Linked DNA regions of Homo sapiens: all the other regions are linked to region 2. Evidence: chromatin contacts called from ENCODE Hi-C or POLR2A ChIA-PET data. All regions are on one chromosome and are shown on one strand. Each heading gives the region's core, a stretch centred on a gene start or an enhancer-like site at or near the end of the contact. The rest is flanking DNA. Distances are from core to core; before and after follow the strand shown. Region 1 overlaps LINC00578 (long intergenic non-protein coding RNA 578). Region 2 overlaps TBL1XR1 (TBL1X/Y related 1). Region 3 overlaps LINC00578 (long intergenic non-protein coding RNA 578). Region 4 overlaps LINC00578 (long intergenic non-protein coding RNA 578).

Region 1 (2,732 bases), core at 162-2,661, 470 kb after region 2:
GTCCTTTAAGGATGGATGGTCAAAGGTGAAATGCAGCCTGGAGAATCCAGACTGGGAGTGCCACAGGAAGGGAGCACTATGGGTCAGCAAGGCCTGGGAGACAATGTGCTTGCCTGGAACCGGAGCTCAGCACAGGTAGATGCAGTGTATAAAGTGCGAGAGACAATCAGAGGAGGTGTGAGTTTCCCTCGGAGGATAGCAAGGAGGGGCTCTTTCAGCAGTATAAAGCAATGTATGAACTGTACAGGCAAAGAGACAAAGACAGATGGAATATACAAAAATATAACCCGTAAATAGCAACAGTGGTGGCAGGAACAACTAGAACAGTCAGCTCCATGCATTGGAAACTGAGCTTAAATAAATTCGGAAGGAATAAACTATTAGAAACATGGACTCCAGAGAAAAGATGGTGCAAAAAAACCCAAAAAACCAAAACCAAAACAAAAAAACCCCCCACAGAATAGATTATGTCTTAGCTTTATAATAGAATACTATGAAGTCATTGTAAAGAATACATAGATTTATTTGCTTTCCTATGAATGTCAGATATATACTAAGTGAAAACATTATGTCCCAGACAGTGTACTCTGATCAATTTGTGGGAAAAAACTGTATATATACATAGGTATGTGCATGAATATGTTTGTGTTTATATGCATTTATGTCTGTAATATTTTTCTATGCATATTTACATGTATGTGATATATGGCACATTTTTAGAAGTTTTTGTAAATCTTCTAGTAGTTTTAGGAAACAATTCAGAGAGGGTCAAGTTGAGATGGGGGAAAGATTAGAAGAGAATATGAAAACAGAAACTTTAACTTTATCTCCTTGTACACCGTTGGCATTTTTTTCTTTTTACACTAAGTGTATATTACTTTAGTAATGATAACAATGATGATGACGATGGCAATGGGCAACAATAAATCACAAAGCAGAACTAGTGTGTATGTGGCAACTTTGTTTCTGTTCTCATTAAAGGAAGCTAGAATAATTTAACAATTGCTTAGTGAGTGACCAGTAATTCACCTAGCTGTGTGTTACTCATTGAAATGTGCTATAGAGGGGACAAAATTAAAATCTGAGGATACTTAGGTATGCTATACCGTGTTTTCATCCCTCAGTGAATCCTTTCATGTCCAAAGTTCTGAGTGTACCCTCTCAGTCAGCACAACCAGAAATTCTTTGGCTGAGCTGACACTGGCTAACCTTGCTGCCGCGATGCACGTGTCCAGGTCGGGCCTGTTGATTCCGGCTGGGGTGTCTCTAGTCACAGAGGTTCCGGCCACACAGCTGGTGCCAGAACAAGGGTCTGGCTCTTCTGTTAATCAGCCTTACTGAAATGAGCTGCAAACACAACCGAATGCTTGAGCTGACCTATGATCCTTCTGATTCAGGAATGTCTCATTTAATGCATCAACGGGCTTGAGTCTCCCCTTCCAGTGTGGGAGAACATGAACTACTTACATATCTTCTTAGGCCGGAAGGAGGGAGGCATTTCTCAAAAGCTATTCCTGAATGTCTTCCTCTTGTGATTTTAAGGGAGGAGGAGGCTTGTGGGGGTGGGGGATGGATAACATTCTTCAGTTTCTGGCTGGGATGCCAGCCCAAAAATCTTTTATTTTTTTTTTCTGCACCATATGGATACAGGAAAAATATAAAGGATGTGTTCTTTGCCCTTGAGGAATTTATAATCTGGTTGGGGGGCAGCCAAACTGCTGCTGGGTAGCCTCAGATCGGGTGCAGCATGAGCTGGTGAGAGGCCGTGTGTGCTGTCCCAGCAGGCCCCAGCTGTTCCCTTTTCTCGGGGTCTCGGCCTGAGCTCCGCCTGGGGCTGCAGGTCAGTGGGCTGCAGGCAGGCACTGTCTCATTTCTTTTGTTTCATAGCATTGGTTTTGGCCACAGTCAGGAATTTTTCAAACTAAAAGCTTCTGGTGAACAGTCTCTGGTTCAAGTTCACAAGCCACATCATTAATCATGAATAAATGGTTGTAGAACACCCTTTCTCTTGCCAGGGAAAATACAGAGAGTTATAAACACACAAACAAATAAACACACAGCGCCCCCAACTAGAAAATTGATACCTTCTGTGGCCAGGGCATTTTCAGAATTGGAAGACTTTAGACACCACCAGGTTAAGCCCTGTCATTTCAGTTTAGGGACAGAGAAGTAAAGGCCCATGTTCCATCGATGAGAGATAATCTATTAAATAGCCCATATTTTCTGACTCCTCAACCAGTATTTTTTCCCATGGTAGAATTTGAGAATGCCTGTTAATGTGGACTGAGTTCATGTCATTCCACTGTATGTAAAATGAGAGGAGATGAATTTCTAAGTGATAGCTTCGTTTTTACTTTTTGATTAGGTGACTACCTAAAGGCAACATGAGCAGTAAGAAAATAAAAGTTTTTTTTTTTGTTTCGAGACAGAGTCTTGCTCTGTCTCCAGGCTGGACTGCAGTGGCACGATCTCCACTCCCTGCAACCTCCGCCTCCCGGGTTCAAGTGATTCCCCTGCCTCCTGAGTAGCTGGGACTATAGGTGCGCGCCACCACACCTGGCTAATTTTTTGTATTTTAGTAGAGACAGGGTTTCACCATGTTGACCAGGATGGTCTTGATCTCCTGACCTTGTGATCTGCCCGACTTGGCCTCCCGAAGTGCTGGGATTACAGGAGTGAGCCACCATGCCCAGCCAAAAAATTTTTTTTTGAGAAGGAGTCTTACTCACTGT
Region 2 (2,976 bases), core at 174-2,673:
GTTCACAGAATACAGAGAAAAACAAGAACATGTTTTTTGCTACACAGAATTCTTTTATCCCCTAAGGACTCGGTTGTTATAGATTTAGTATGTTGTTTGTTATTATGGTAAGAATTTTCACCTATTATCTCAAATATTTAGGTACCATTTTCACACTTCTACTTGACATTTAAAGAAAATGAAGTACAGAGTAAAAAGTAACAATTTAACCAAGGATATGCTGTGGGATACACTGAAGAGCTGGATGTTGAACCTTGGTCTGACTAAGGCAAGTCTGTGTCCCACAGTGGGGGAGAGGGCTGGCAGGGGACGACTCCCGGTTTGTTGTTACTAGTTAATAAAACCCCAAATTCTGAACAAATAGACAAACCCTGCCGTGAGTATGAGGCTCTGAGGGTTAGGTATACTAGTAATTATATCCATCATGGATATAGTGATACTCACATTCCAATCTAGAGATGTGACATCCTTGTTGCTTGGAACATCTTGCCCTCCTTCTCGTATACAATGTCTAAGTACTAACTGTGTAGAGCCACTGGTGCTGTTCTCACTAAGATTCCATATTCTTGCTGTTGAGTCTCCAGACCTATAAAAGTATGCAATATATTTTAGATCCTCATGACATTCTCACGTATCAGAACAAGGCAACATATTTACATCTGAATATTAATAAGGCAAATAAAAACGACTATCACGAATTTTCATTTCCAGTATTTTTCCCATTCTACACGTTGGGACCCCCAAGCATTCTCGAAATAGTAAGTTTAATTAAAAATTCTACAATTACTTCATGAAGGAATAAAAAATTTACAGAGACAAAATGGCCACAACTAAGCAACAACAGAAAACCTGAATAATGCATATGTTTATAAAATGTTCAATAAGATATTTTTAAGTCATTTTAGTATCACTTTGAGAAACATACCCTGATGCTAGGAGATCACTAACAGGGTTCCAGGCACAGATAAAAACTTCAGATTCATGGCCCCGCAACACAACAGCTTTATTAGGAGGGATTTCAACATCCCCATCCACTTCCATCATATCAGTATGATTATCTGCATCGTGAAACACAAGTAAGCATTTCCAGTTAGGCAGTATTACAACATGGTGGATGGGTGATTTCTTAACTAGCAAATACCTTCCTTTATCGCACACAGTGTAACATTTTTCAATTATATCCAGTTAAGCTGAACATGACTACACAGTCTTAGTCACACAGAAAATAAATTCTTATCTTTAATTAAGTATTGACCACATACTTTTTTTTTAGAGGGGTGGGGGTGGGAGTGGGATGGGAGACTTTAAATGATTAGACCTAAACATGGATAAAACGATAAAATGGTTTGAATTAAATATAATGTCTATCAGTACTATTCTGAGTTTCTGCCAGTAGGGGTTGCTGATATCATTCATATAACATGAGTTGCCTTTTATCTCGATGTCAGAGCTCTATGGTTATTTGTTGATAACTAGTATTACAAATTTTATTTAGAAATCAAATGTAGATGTAAAAATTCATTTAACAATGGGAAAAGGGTTTCTAGATATTTTAAAAAGAAAATAAAAGTAAATCTAGCTTTTTGGAGCTTTAGGAATAAAAATCTGAATTGAACTGTGTGATACAAGTTAGGGAAACAAGTTGGTGCAAGTTAACAGATGAAATTATTTCAGCATAGAAGATGGGGCATTTCTTCTGAGAAAAAATTTTTAAAAATTCTTGTCTCCTGGGACCTTCCTGGGGGGTGGAGGGTGGGAGGAAGAGGAGGATCAGAAAAAATAACTATTGGGCACTAGGCTTAGTACCTGGGTGATGAAATAGTCTGTACAACAAACCCCTGTGATATGAGTTCATCTATATAACAAACCTGCACATGTACCCCGAATTAAAAGTTTAAAAAAATAAATAAATAAACCATGTAATTAAAAAAAAATTCTTGTCTGAGCTCACTTGCTATAGTATGTGCTCCATTCTCCTCCCCATTTGCTGTGTTTTCTCCATTTTTTGCAGATCCTTGTTGGCTGGCTGCAGCTGCGGCAGCTGCAGCAGCTGCTGCCTGTTGCTGTGCAAGCTTATCTCTATAAGCTTGTTGTCTTGTTTGTACTACATCAGGCATTACGGCATCTATCAGGGACAGAGACTCTATTGGTCGACCATCAAACAAGGTACCATCCTGGATTTGGAAAATTGTGAGAGAAGAAAAATCAAAGGCAATATTTAAAGTTATTTGTATTTATACAAAATCAGAAATGAAATGAAAATCTTCGTTCCTAAAAAAACATTTTTAGGAACTTTCTGAATTCATATAAGAAGTCCGGAGGGAATAAAGAAACTACAAGCAGCAACTGGAAATGACTGCTTACATTTTCCTTTTCATTTAATTCATACTATTATTACAGTATAGAGCTGTACAGATAGAGCTGAAATGAAAGAGATAATAAGATGTAGGCCGAGCTGATAAAAAGGCTTATTAATTAGATTCTGAAATTCTGTTAGTCAAAGCAACAAACAATATGGAATATAGTTCATATAATGATCAGAGGCCTGGTGCCCCATTATAGTAAATACATCTTTTAAAAAACTAAAAACTTTGAGCTGAAGAGTTTCTTGTGATTTGATTCAAATATTAAAGCAGAAACAGACTTCATGGGGCTATAGTGCTCTTGAATATTAGGGAGTTATTAAAATTTCCAAAGCTCTACTTATTGATATTAGGAAGTTCCTAATAAAGAGTTCTCCAAGTAAGCACAAGAAGAGACACAAACACAGAACAAGTCAGAAATACAAACAGTACAAATTAGCTGGGAACATGCATATGTGAAGTCTGGTTCACTTAAACTGGTAAACATGTACCAGTGACAATCTACAGTGTTATTGCAGGGTACTGTGAGCTGCAAAAACACAGCCTGTCTTTCTAAACTGTCCATTGTAATGTAATATTTCAGGAACAGGAGAAAGTATTTTAACTTATAAAT
Region 3 (2,788 bases), core at 41-2,540, 450 kb after region 2:
AACTTGAAACTTCAGAAATGGAAGAGAATGGTAACTGGGTAATATAAAAACTGTCTGGTAATATTAATATATTAATATTAAGAACTTAATATTTTAAGTTCTTAAAATATGTATGACTATTGAAAGCAAAAGTTGTAACTTTTGGCTAGGCATAGTGTGGCTGGAAGCGGTGGCTCACGCCTGTAATCCCACACTTTGGGAAGCCGAGGCGCGTGGATCACCTAAGGTCAGGAGTTCAAGACCACTGTGGCCAACATGGTGAAACCCCATCTCTACTAAAAATACAAAAATTAGCCAGGTGTTGTGGCACATACCTGTAATCCCAGCTACTGGGGAGGCCAAGGCAGGAGAATCGTTTGAACCCTGGAAGGGGAGGTTGCAGAGGGCTGAGATCATGCCATGGCACTCCAGCCTGGAGGACAAGAGCTAGACTTCGTATATAAAAAAAAAAATTGTAACTTTGGTAGGGTTTCTCGGTATGTATATGCAAAGCATCTGACAGCTGTGACACAAACGGGAGAAGGCAAAGGGTTGCAGGACTTCCATGTTTTGCTTGTAGTGGTAAAATATTCCATCTAAATAGACTGTAAGAGGTTAGGTATGTATTTCATTATCCTTAGCGCAATCATAAAAAAACTATACAAATAGATATAGCCAAAACACCAACACATAAACTTAAGCGGAATACTAAAAAAAAATTCAAAAATAGTTAAATAAATTTTCTAGAATTGCAAAATATCGTCATTGAAATGGAAATGCAGTGCATGGTTTAATCAGCTGGTTAAAGACAGCTAAAGCAAAAAAATTTATAAACCGAAAGTTAGATATGAGAAAATTGCCGAAAATGCAGCACTGAGATAAAACAATCAATTGTATTGATAAGGAGAGACAAACATCTTTTGAAAGATTTCAGATTATATCTAAAGTGAAATAATTGATGAACAGTGTAATCATTTATCAGTTAATATTCAGTTTCATAAAAGTCAATTGACCATTCACATTAAAAAAATGTTGTAACATATTTGTTGACGCCTGCAGATTTAGACCCTCTGCTCAGGACCAGGTTTTACTTCTGCATCTGTGCATTCATATACCACTAGAAGGTGAAAACATGGTTTGGGGTCTGTTTTGAAGTATGAGGAGAAGTTGGTTAGGGTGCTTGCCAAAGTGCCCTCATCCTTGTGGGCACAAACATCCACTGCTACTGATTTGAAGAAAGTGGTTCTGTAATTTCTACATCCACCTGCTGCAAACTGCAAAATTCCTTGGCAACACTTTCAATTCCCTTAGCAACTCAAGGTGCATGAGTCACTAGGCTGAAAGTGGAGCTCAGCCAAATCTTGGTGGGATCATAGAAACCCGCTCCCTGCTTGCTTTCTCGAGGGAGCTTCCTACTGGGAAGCAGCAGAGGTGCCCCTGGGCCTGACAGTTCCCTGTGGACATGCGGAGGGAGGCTGTTCTTAAAATGTCACTGAAAACAGAATTTGGCAGCAATGGGGACTTAGCGATCAGCTCTACTTCACCTTAGAGAATAAGAATCAAGGTTGTGCAATATTAGTAGATTACATGCTAGTCAAATAATAACAGATCCTGTAGTAATAAATGTAACAACTTTACTATTTATCTGTCTAGGTACTGTCTTCTTTAATCCTTTCAACAGGTCTAAATGGCAGGCATGTTTATTCACATTTCACAGATGAGGAAACTGAGGCTCAAGAAAAGATGAAGTCAAAATTCTATCACAGACTTATCTAGCTCCAAGGCCTCTCTATTACCACTGTGCTGTCTCCTAGGTAATTCGCAGTATTATTGACGACTGTGGATGTGTGAATCGATAATGCTATCTATTCAAAGTGTATATGATATACACATATACACACCTATATAGGCACTTTTAAATTATATCCATAATGAAAGACGGCTTTGTTAGAGTGAGACATAACCCAATATGGAAACTCACCATTTTGTATGTCTTAGATTCACTTTGCTGGACATCTTCTTACTTAAGGGCCCCTTGCCTAGTGAAGGGGAGTCTATGACCAGCTTTAGAAAATAGGGTTAGGTTATCAAATGTCCATCAATGATAGACTGGATTAAGAAAATGTGGCACATATGCACCATGGAATACTATGCAGCCATAAAAAAGGATGAGTTCATGTCCTTTGCAGGGACATGCATGAAGCTGGAAACCATCACTCTAAGCAAACTATCACAAGGACAGGAAACCAAACACAGCATGTTCTCACTCATAGGTCGGAGTTGAACAGTGAGAACACATGGACACATGGTGGGGAACATCACACACCGTGGCCTGTCAGGGGGTGGGGGGCTGGGGGAGGGACAGCATTAGGAGAAATATGTAATGTAAATGACGAGTTGATGGGTGCAGTAAATGAACATGGCACATGTATACCTATGTAACAAACCTGCACGTTGTGCACACATACCCTAGAACTTAAAGTATAATAAAAAAAAAGAAAAAAAAAGAAAAAAAAGAAAATAGGGTTAGGTTATATTCACTACCCTTTCTGGTAGTTATAGTTTTGTTGGTCAAGCTTTTGGTATAGGCACTGGAAATTGTTATTGGTTTATTTGGGAATAAGTGAGTGTTAATTTTACACACACACATGCAAAATACATTATCATTATTTCAGATTTTACATAGCGAAATGAATCACCGGACAGCTGAGGTTATCTATTCACCCTAGAGCCTTCTCAAGAGCATGCCAGCAGATGATCATGAACCTATGAGTCCTCCAGAAAAAAACAGGCCCTGCTGGGGCTCAGC
Region 4 (2,976 bases), core at 75-2,574, 490 kb after region 2:
GAAGTCAGACAAACTTGCCTTCAAATACAGACACTTGCTTGTTACTTAACTTTTCTGAGTCTCCTCATTTGTAAAAAAAAAAAAAAAAAAAAACAAAAAAACACAAACAAACACCACCAAAAAACCAAAGAAAAAAAAGTAGGAGAGTGAGAATAATAGTTCTTGCCTTAAAGAGTTATTGTGAGAATCAAATGGGACAATGCAGGTAAAGACATTTAGCCTAGAGCCTTGTACCGAATATGCACATTTTAAATAGTAGCTTTCTATTATTTTGTGATTCTTCCCGCCCCTGCTGCATTCCCCAATGCCTCATCTACCAGCAATTTGTGTGCACACTCAGGGTCAGCAATTCTTGGCTTGGGATTGCAAAGAAGGGAAGTACAGCCCTTTTCTGCTGGCTTTGCCTGGGTTGACCTCCCAGCTTTGCTCCTTGGCCTGATTCAGGGTTGGCAGGCATAGATGGAAAAGAGCCATTGGTTGTTAGAATCGTCCAGCAGGAGATGAAGGGAGATCTCACCCTGCATTTTGTGTCTAAAACAATTGCTTAAATTTGTCATCTTAGGGACACATGTACATAGGTAAACACACGCATATACTGTACACATCCATGTGTACAGCTCAGATATTGTCTATAGGAGAACAAAATGTCTTGATGAAAATGAGTAATTCAGCTAATCACCCAGATGTTTTAGCTATATGTTGCCACACAGCTGGGTGATCTGAAACAGCTATCTGTTTGGTGACTTGCAGATAAAACATAGATAATAGAATCTCCCTCTTTTCCTCCAGTTTTTTGGCATCACTTAGATATAATCTAAATGATATGGCAACATATGGGAAAATCTCTCACATTCAAAAGCATGCAAGCAGCTAGCTAACGCTTTCTACTAAAAACTTTGCTTATAGGTATTTTGATGAATCTAGAATTCTCACAAAGCACATCATTTGAAAGAAATACGGCAGCAAAACAAACTGCTGCATTCAAAGCAGGGGTATTGAAAAGTGTCAGGCAAACATTTTTAACCTTGTGTTTGTGCTCGGTCTGGTCAAAATAGAATATATTTCCTTTTATGGAAGTGGTTTAAAAAGGGGTAAGAGACAAGATTTAGTGTTTGCAGGAAATCCTTTAGTTGTTTAAAAAGCTTCAAGGGTTCCATCTTTGGCATCCAGGTATTATTCTCATTAAGTTAGCATTTTAGGTTTCTGAAGTGTTTGGTTCAAGTGAAAAAGATTAATGTTATGCTTTGAAATTGATTACTATGGAAAGTCTTTGTACATTTGACTGTAAAGCAGAAATCAACTTGGACAGGAAGCAAAGCGGATGAACAGGAAGCTAAAGTAAATACCACAGTGACACGTGAGGGGTGGAAGGTGGTTAGTTTATTTTTTAAAGAGTTTTCAGACCATCAGTACATACGTTTCAGTTTCTAGATCCAAATCTCTAAGTGCTTTTCTCCAACTGGTGGGATGATTGAAATTAGAGAGTAAGACGAGAATTCACTGTGCTGGATTTTTCATTCCAGGTGCAGAGCTTTAAAGGATTATGGAGTCTGAAGACCAAATGGGATGATGGAGAACAGCTATTCAGTGGTACAAATGTAAATGCTCCCAGGCCCGGGCAGGTAATTTAAGTGAGTGAAGCAGGGCAAAGTGTAATTGTGTAAGCAGACATTTGCTGACTCCACATACCACTAGGGAACTATACTTTCCCCTGGCAGAAAGACAATCAGCTCCAGCCTATTATTGCGTACAGTAAGGCTAACCAAAGTGAGGGGCTACTCTAACTTTTCAGGAAAATCCAGCAGTCTTGATTTTTATGTAGTTTCCAAAATGTTTTTGTTATGGTTCATTTGGAGAGCAGCCTTTTGATCTCCAGTTTGCTACTTTTAATCTAGTCTAATCACACATCTTGCAGTTGTAGAAACCAGACCCAGAGAAGCTGAGCACCTTGCTTAAAGTCCTGCAGCAAAGGATAACACTGGGGCTCAAACCCAGTTCTCCTCCATCTTCTTCTCTGGCATTACCCTTCCACTGAGAGCACAGCATCCCGCCCACAGTGGGCTTCAGCAGGCTTTGTTAGAGGAAACCCATGGATTTTTGAAGGTTTTAATAAGTTAATGAAACTCTTTAATTAAATTAAGTAATTTAATTAAGGTGCTCTCCTGACTTTTTCCCTAAGATAATTATTTACTCAACCAATGTTTGTCATTGGTGCCTCTTTTAAAATGTTGTGTAACATTTTCATTGTTCTTTCATTCAGTTCAAGTTACTTTTCTTCATCTCTATATTTAATATATCCTCTTTGTTGATCAATGCTTCCAAATTCTCTTTACTTCACATATATCATTTGTCTAATTTCTGTGTTTGACTTTTTAAACTCAGTCACTCAGGGTCTGAAAGTGTCTTTAACTGGATCTATCTGTATTATATATTGCTATGCATTCATTGGAGGGAATAAAATACAAATTTGTAAATCTGAACATTATACTACATGGGGCCAATGGAGAGAGTCCATTTTACATGAAGAATGCCACTACTTTATCCCTAGAGAGTATGAGGAAGAGTTTCACCCATCTTTAGCCTCAGATCTTAGATTCAGTGCTTGTAAGAGAAGAAGCACTTATTCAAAGAAGCAGGTATATATACTCTGGTTGTGAATTCTTTCTGTGATTTCAAACAATATTTGGAAAAACTCATTTCTGAAGGCCTAAGGTGCAGGGAGACGAAAACTACTCTTGCGAGGATACAGTTGGTAACACCCATGAGGGTTCCATTTGCATCGACTCTTAGCCATAGCTGCACCATAGCACCAAATTAGGTAGGGACTGTGCTGCTCGTACCTTTGGGCTCAATGGAAAACTGTCCTATGATTCTGTTACTAATCATCTCCTACATTTGAGTGGCACTTTAATTCCCAAGACATTTCACATATTACTTTTGCCATTTTACAATGAGGAAACTGAGGCTCAGAAAGGG

The links. A loop is a pair of places that touch in the nucleus more often than their neighbours do. ChIA-PET counts read pairs that join two places held with the same protein, here RNA polymerase II (POLR2A). Pooled maps may share reads with other maps.
Region 1: a map of IMR-90 shows a loop between it and region 2 (12-fold over the local background). The contact joins two enhancer-like sites. A Hi-C loop is called at or near these places in 3 of 168 maps with a recorded cell type or tissue (Calu3, IMR-90 and gastrocnemius medialis) and 1 of 50 pooled maps. POLR2A ChIA-PET finds 5 or more read pairs at or near these places in 1 of 52 experiments (CD4-positive, alpha-beta T cell).
Region 3: a map of Calu3 shows a loop between it and region 2 (2.5-fold over the local background). The contact joins two enhancer-like sites. A Hi-C loop is called at or near these places in 2 of 168 maps with a recorded cell type or tissue (Calu3 and HCT116) and 12 of 50 pooled maps.
Region 4: a loop to region 2 is called in a map of CD4-positive, alpha-beta memory T cell, with 3 times the contacts of the local background. The contact joins two enhancer-like sites. A Hi-C loop is called at or near these places in 3 of 168 maps with a recorded cell type or tissue (CD4-positive, alpha-beta memory T cell, Calu3 and naive thymus-derived CD4-positive, alpha-beta T cell), 6 of 37 single-sample maps with no recorded cell type and 12 of 50 pooled maps. POLR2A ChIA-PET finds 5 or more read pairs at or near these places in 3 of 52 experiments (CD8-positive, alpha-beta memory T cell, GM12878 and activated B cell).

The regions. Positions count from the first base shown.
Region 1 is chr3:177,515,025-177,517,756 of GRCh38, forward strand. The region is part of intron 1 of LINC00578 (long intergenic non-protein coding RNA 578); the gene reads left to right. Among named protein-coding and RNA genes, the nearest start is that of LINC00578, 74 kb to the left of the region's middle. RefSeq lists an enhancer at 1,521-2,285. Within about 2 kb of position 1,412, at least 15 of the 41 ENCODE cell types and tissues checked have a DNase peak (open chromatin) inside an H3K27ac peak, as active enhancers do.
Region 2 is chr3:177,049,553-177,052,528 of GRCh38, forward strand. TBL1XR1 (TBL1X/Y related 1) reads right to left here. Exons shown (of 16, transcript NM_024665.7): 5 at 1,952-2,174; 6 at 926-1,058; 7 at 445-586. Among named protein-coding and RNA genes, the nearest start is that of TBL1XR1-AS1, 14 kb to the left of the region's middle. Within about 2 kb of position 1,424, at least 4 of the 41 ENCODE cell types and tissues checked have a DNase peak (open chromatin) inside an H3K27ac peak, as active enhancers do.
Region 3 is chr3:177,497,106-177,499,893 of GRCh38, forward strand. The region is part of intron 1 of LINC00578 (long intergenic non-protein coding RNA 578); the gene reads left to right. Among named protein-coding and RNA genes, the nearest start is that of LINC00578, 57 kb to the left of the region's middle. Within about 2 kb of position 1,291, at least 5 of the 41 ENCODE cell types and tissues checked have a DNase peak (open chromatin) inside an H3K27ac peak, as active enhancers do.
Region 4 is chr3:177,537,872-177,540,847 of GRCh38, forward strand. It overlaps LINC00578 (long intergenic non-protein coding RNA 578), which reads left to right. Exons shown (of 4, transcript NR_047568.1): 2 at 1,524-1,622. Among named protein-coding and RNA genes, the nearest start is that of LINC00578, 97 kb to the left of the region's middle. Within about 2 kb of position 1,325, at least 9 of the 41 ENCODE cell types and tissues checked have a DNase peak (open chromatin) inside an H3K27ac peak, as active enhancers do.